Linked DNA regions of Homo sapiens: region 1 is linked to region 2. A link is a contact called in ENCODE Hi-C data. All regions are on one chromosome and are shown on one strand. Each heading gives the region's core, a stretch centred on a gene start or an enhancer-like site at or near the end of the contact. The rest is flanking DNA. Distances are from core to core; before and after follow the strand shown.

What was found. Hi-C counts contacts between places; a loop is a spot of excess contacts on that map. Pooled maps may share reads with other maps.
Region 1: a loop to region 2 is called in a pooled map, with 4 times the contacts of the local background. The contact joins two enhancer-like sites. A Hi-C loop is called at or near these places in 1 of 168 maps with a recorded cell type or tissue (chondrocyte), 2 of 37 single-sample maps with no recorded cell type and 13 of 50 pooled maps.

The regions. Positions count from the first base shown.
Region 1 is chr4:1,266,530-1,269,229 of GRCh38, forward strand. No RefSeq gene overlaps it. Among named protein-coding and RNA genes, the nearest start is that of CTBP1-DT, 18 kb to the left of the region's middle. RefSeq lists an enhancer at 1,300-1,429. Within about 2 kb of position 1,307, at least 7 of the 41 ENCODE cell types and tissues checked have a DNase peak (open chromatin) inside an H3K27ac peak, as active enhancers do.
Region 2 is chr4:1,020,430-1,023,129 of GRCh38, forward strand. FGFRL1 (fibroblast growth factor receptor like 1) reads left to right here. Exons shown (of 7, transcript NM_001004356.3): 3 at 1,774-2,046. Among named protein-coding and RNA genes, the nearest start is that of FGFRL1, 10 kb to the left of the region's middle. Within about 2 kb of position 1,427, at least 3 of the 41 ENCODE cell types and tissues checked have a DNase peak (open chromatin) inside an H3K27ac peak, as active enhancers do.

The DNA of each region.
Region 1 (2,700 bases), core at 57-2,556, 250 kb after region 2:
TTCCCTTCTAGTGACCTCCTGGACCACACCAAGCACCAACATCATGAGGATCCAAGGAATCTCTGGAAAGTTCTATCTCCAGAAGATACCCTGAGAACACTTAGGCCCTCCCAGACCACATGAAGAACCAACGTCATAAGGATCCAAGGCATCCCTGGAAAGTTCCTTCTCCAGAAGAAGGATCCAAGGCATCTCTGGAAAGTTCCATCTCCAGAAGATTCCCTGAGAACACTTAGGCCCTCCCAGACCACACCAAGCACCAACATCATGAGGATCCAAGGCGTCCCTGGAAAGTTCCCTCTCCAGAAGATTCCCTGAGAAGACTTAGGCATGATCTTAAATAAATATTCCTGTTGTTTAAAAGGCCTTAAATTCCTCATATTTAAGCTGTTGGGAGTCCCTTGCAATTCCATATACACTTGAGAATCTACTTTTATTTCTTTGAACAGGGCTGTTGGAATTTTGATAGGCATTGTGTTGAATCTGTAGATCACTTTGGGTAGTATTGACATCTTAACAATATTAAGTCTTCCTATCCATGAATATGGGATGTCTTTCCATTTATTTAGGTGTTCTTTAATTTCTTTTAGCAATCTTTTCTATTTTCAGCATACGAGTCTTTCACCTCCTTGGTTAGACTTATTTCTGAGTATTTAATTCTTTTAGATCTTGTTGTAAATGGCATTGTTTACTTAATTTCCTGTTTGAATTGTTCAATACTGATGCACAGAAACAAATGAATTTTGCGTGTTGGTCTTGATGTGTTGATCTTGTAACTTTGCTGAATTTGTTTATGAGCTATTGTACCTTCTTGTGGGTTCTTTTGGATTTTCTATATGTAGGATTATGTCATCTTCAAATAGAGATCGTTTTACCACTTCCCATCCATTTGGGTGTTTTTCATTTCTTTTTTTGTCTATGTAGGGGCCAGCCCTACAGGGTCTGTGGGTTTTTCTCCCCATGTGTGGAGACAAGAGATTGTAGAAATAAAGACACAAGACAAAAAGATAGAAGAAAAGACAGCTGGGCTCGGGGGACCACTACCACCAAGACGTGGAGACCGGTAGTGGCCCCGAATGCCTGGCTGTGCTGTTATTTATTGGATACAAAGCAAAAGAGTAAAGAGTGTGTCATCGCCAATGATTGATAAGGTCATGTGAGTCATGTGTCCACTGGACAGGGGGCCCTTCCCTGTTAGGTAGCCAAAGCGGAGAGAGAGAGGACAGCTTAGGTCATTATTTTTTCTATGCTCTTTTTAGAAAGATCAAAGACTTTAATACTTTCACTAATTTTGCTACTGCTGTCTAGAGGGCGGAGCCAGGTGTACAGAGTGGAACATGAAAGTGAAACAGGAGCGTGACCGCTGAAGCACAGCATCACAGGGAGATGGTTAGGCCTCCAGATAACTGCGGGCGGGCCTAACTGATGTCAGGCCCTCCACAAGAGGTGGTGGAACAGAGTCTTCTCTAAACTCCCCTGGGAAAAGGGAGACTCCCTTTCCCAGTCTGCTAAGTAGCGGGTGCTTTTCCTTGGCACTGATGCTACAGCTAGACCATGGTCTGCTTGGTAATGGGCATCTTCCCAGATGCTGGCGTTACCGCTAGACCAAGGAGCCCTCTAGTGGCCCTGTCTGGGAGTGACAGAGGGCTCATACTCTTCTGGTCACTTCTCACCGTGCCCCTTCAGCTCCTATCTCTGTATGGCCTGGTTTTTCCTAGGTTGTAATTGTAGAGCAAGGATTATTATAATATTGGAATAAAGAGTAATTGCTACAAACTAATGATTAATGATATTCATATATAATTATATCTATGATCTATATTTAGTATAACTTTTGTTATTTATGTATTTTATTACACTGGAACAGCTCGTGCCCTTGGTCTCTTGCCTCGGCACCTGGGTGGCTTGCCGCCCATAGTCTATAGCATTGGTACAACTTCCAGTATGCTGTTGAATAGTAGTGGTGAGAGCCTTGTTCCTGACCTTAGGGGAAAAGCTTTCAGTCTTTCACAACTGAGTATGATGTTAGCTCTGTGTGTGTGTGTGTGTGTGTGTTTGAGACGGAGTTTCACTCTTGTAGCCCAGGCTGGAGTGCAATGGGTGCGATCTCGGCTTACTGCAACCTCCGCCTCCTGAGTTCAAGCGATTCTCCTGCCTCAGCCTCCCAAGTAGCTGGGATTACAGGCATGCACCACCACACCCGGCTAATTTTTTGTATTTTTAGTAGAGACTGAGCTTCTCCATGTTGGTCAGGCTGGTCTCGAACTCCTGACCTCAGGTGATCCGCCTGCCTCAGCCTCCCAAAGTGCTGGGATTACAGGCATGAGCCACCACCCACAGCCATGTTTTGTTTTTGTTTTTGGAGACAGAATCTTGCTCGTAGTCCCAGCTGGAGTGCAATGGCACAATCTTGGCTCATTGCTACCTCCACCTCTTGGTCTCAAGTGATCTTCCCACCTCAGCCTCCCAAGTAGCTGGGACCACAGGTGTGTACTGCCATGCCCAGCAAATTTTTAAATATTTTTTTGTTGAGAGACGAGCCTTCACTATGTTGCCCAGTCTGGTCTTGAACTCCTCGGCTCAAGTGTTCATCCCAACTCAGCTTCCCAAAGTGCTGGGATTACAGGCATGAGCCACCATGCCTGCCCAGCTATGGGTTTCTCATAATACCCTTTATCATGTTGAGAAATTTTGTTTCCA
Region 2 (2,700 bases), core at 177-2,676:
CCTCCTTTCCCAGGAGCTCCATCCAGGTACAGGCCCTGCGGTGCCCCGAGTTTCTGAGGCCTGCAGGGTCTGTGTGTTCTAGGTTCATCTTCCTGGCCGGCTTGGCACTGCCCACTGGGGCTGGTCACACACACACAGAACCCTGGCCCTGCCTTCCAGCCCAGAGGCACCCAGGCAGGGGATGGGGTGGGGTGGGGACTGAGGCAGGGGATGGGGTGGGGACCCAGGCAGGGGATGGGGTGGGGACCCAGGCAGGGAATGGGGCGATGGGGCGGGGTGGGGACCCAGGCAGGGGAAGGGGCGGGGTGGGGACCCAGGCAGGGGATGGGGTGGGGTGGGGACCCAGGCAGGGGAAGGGGTGGGGCTGGGGTGGGGACCCAGGCAGGGGATGGGGCGGGGTGGGGACCCAGGCAGGGGAAGGGGCGGGGTGGGGACCCAGGCAGGGGATGGGGTGGGGTGGGGACCCAGGCAGGGGAAGGGGCAGGGCTGGGTGGGGACCCAGGCAGGGGATGGGGCGGGGTGGGGACCCAGGCAGGGGAAGGGGCGGGGTGGGGACCCAGGCAGGGGATGGGGCGGGGTGGGGACCCAGGCAGGGGAAGGGGCGGGGTGGGGACCCAGGCAGGGGATGGGGCGGGGTGGGGACCCAGGCAGGGAATGGGGGTGGGGTGGGGACCCAGGCAGGGAATGGGGTGGGGACCCAGGCAGGGGAAGGGGTGAGGTGGGGACCCAGACAGGGGGTGGGGTGGGATGGGGACCCAGGCAGGGGATGGGGTGGGGCGGGGACCCAGGCAGGGGATGGGGTGGGTTCCTTTCTGCCAGGAAAGGAGGCCTCTGCCAGGAAAGGAGGGCTCGGCTTCTCCACATAGGGTGGGATGGTGCAGGTGGCCATGTGGAGCCGCAGCCTTTCTGCTCCTGTGGGTTTCACAGGTGGTGGGAGGACATACTGGCTGCCCCCCAGACAGGAGCGGCAGTGCCCGTGGTCAGCCCGAGCTACGTCTCTCCAGAGGCTTGCTCTCTGACCCCAGGGCCTTGGGGTCATGCCCCCTCAAGGCTAAGGTGCCTGGCAGGGTACGGCCCTTGGGGGTGGGCAGACAGACCTGGGCATCTGTGGTCCCTGAACTCAGGTCTGATATTGACACAGACGTGGGTGCTGCACAGACTCTCATCCACACATTGCACAGGCTCAGGCAGCCCGCCGTGCTCGGTTGCTTGTGGATAGCTGTGGGGTCGCTGGCCCATGCCCAGGCCCGGCTGGGCCCTGGGCTGATGGTTGGGTGGGAATTAGGTGAGGGGCCTGGGGCCTCTTTGGGACCCACCAGGCCCCCCATCCCCCTACTGCCCTTGTCCTTGGGGGGCCACTGTCCCCTCTGACCTCGGGTGTACGGCTGCTTCCTGTATGACCAGAAGGAGACTCTGCCCTTTTGGTTGGTGGTTTTCGAGAGTTACCAAGCGCAGCTGTTTTGCATCCTCTGGGGACCCTGCTCCCTTCTCGTGTCTCAAAGAGCCAGCCTCTGGGGCCACGGGGCTGCCCCGGCCATGAGAGGCTGCTGACGTGGTGTTTGCTGGGCCAGTGCTCAGGGCTTTGGTGCATGTGGGCAGCTGAGGCCTGGGTCAGGGGCACTGCACCTCGGCCCCTCTGCTCATCTTGGGCAGGTGACCCAGGTGGAGCTCAGGCCCGAGGTCTGTGCTGGGCCGTGGGTCCCCTTTTGACCGCCCCCCCGGCTCCGGACCCCAAGCCCCTCCTCGCTGACTGTTCCTCGGTCCCACCCGCAGGCCCCCCAAAGATGGCGGACAAGGTGGTCCCACGGCAGGTGGCCCGGCTGGGCCGCACTGTGCGGCTGCAGTGCCCAGTGGAGGGGGACCCGCCGCCGCTGACCATGTGGACCAAGGATGGCCGCACCATCCACAGCGGCTGGAGCCGCTTCCGCGTGCTGCCGCAGGGGCTGAAGGTGAAGCAGGTGGAGCGGGAGGATGCCGGCGTGTACGTGTGCAAGGCCACCAACGGCTTCGGCAGCCTGAGCGTCAACTACACCCTCGTCGTGCTGGGTTAGTCGCTGCTGCGGTCAGAGGTCATGGGCTGGGTTGGAGCCAGGCAGGGGTGTGCAGGAGGGCGGACGGGGACACACCTGGGGCCCGAGAGTCAGCCAGCCCCCGGCAGAAAGCCTTCCTTCGGTGCCCTGCCCCACCTCAGCTGGCTGCACCTCTGCCACCATCCCCCAGGTATCCTGTCCCGTTCCTGTCCCCGTCAGGCTCCAGCCTCGGAGCCTTCCTCCCAGCGGAGGGCGGAGGGTGGAGGGCGGGAGCCGAAGGCAGTGGTCCCACAGAAGGGCTGGGGCCCGAGGCCTTGGCAGGGTGTGCCGGCCGTCGGCTGTGACTTTGAGGCTCGGGTTTCGGAGTTCAGAGGAGCCGCCGGGATGCGTGGCCTTTCTGTTCTCTTCTGCGCCTGGGGCCCGGGCGCTGGGCTTGGACAGGTGTCCAGAGAGACACGCCCTCCATACCTAGGGACCCGGCACCCCGCCTGCTCCGCTGGGCTCCTGGGTGTGGGGCCCTCGGGTGGAGCTCCTGGGAGCTGGGCTGGCCCGTTTCTTTTTTTTTTTTAATTCTACTTTAAGTTTTAGGGTACATGTGCCCGTTTTCTGAATACAGGAGCCTGGCCCAGGCCCCAGCAGGGTCTGGGGGTGCGGCCTGAGACAGCCTGGT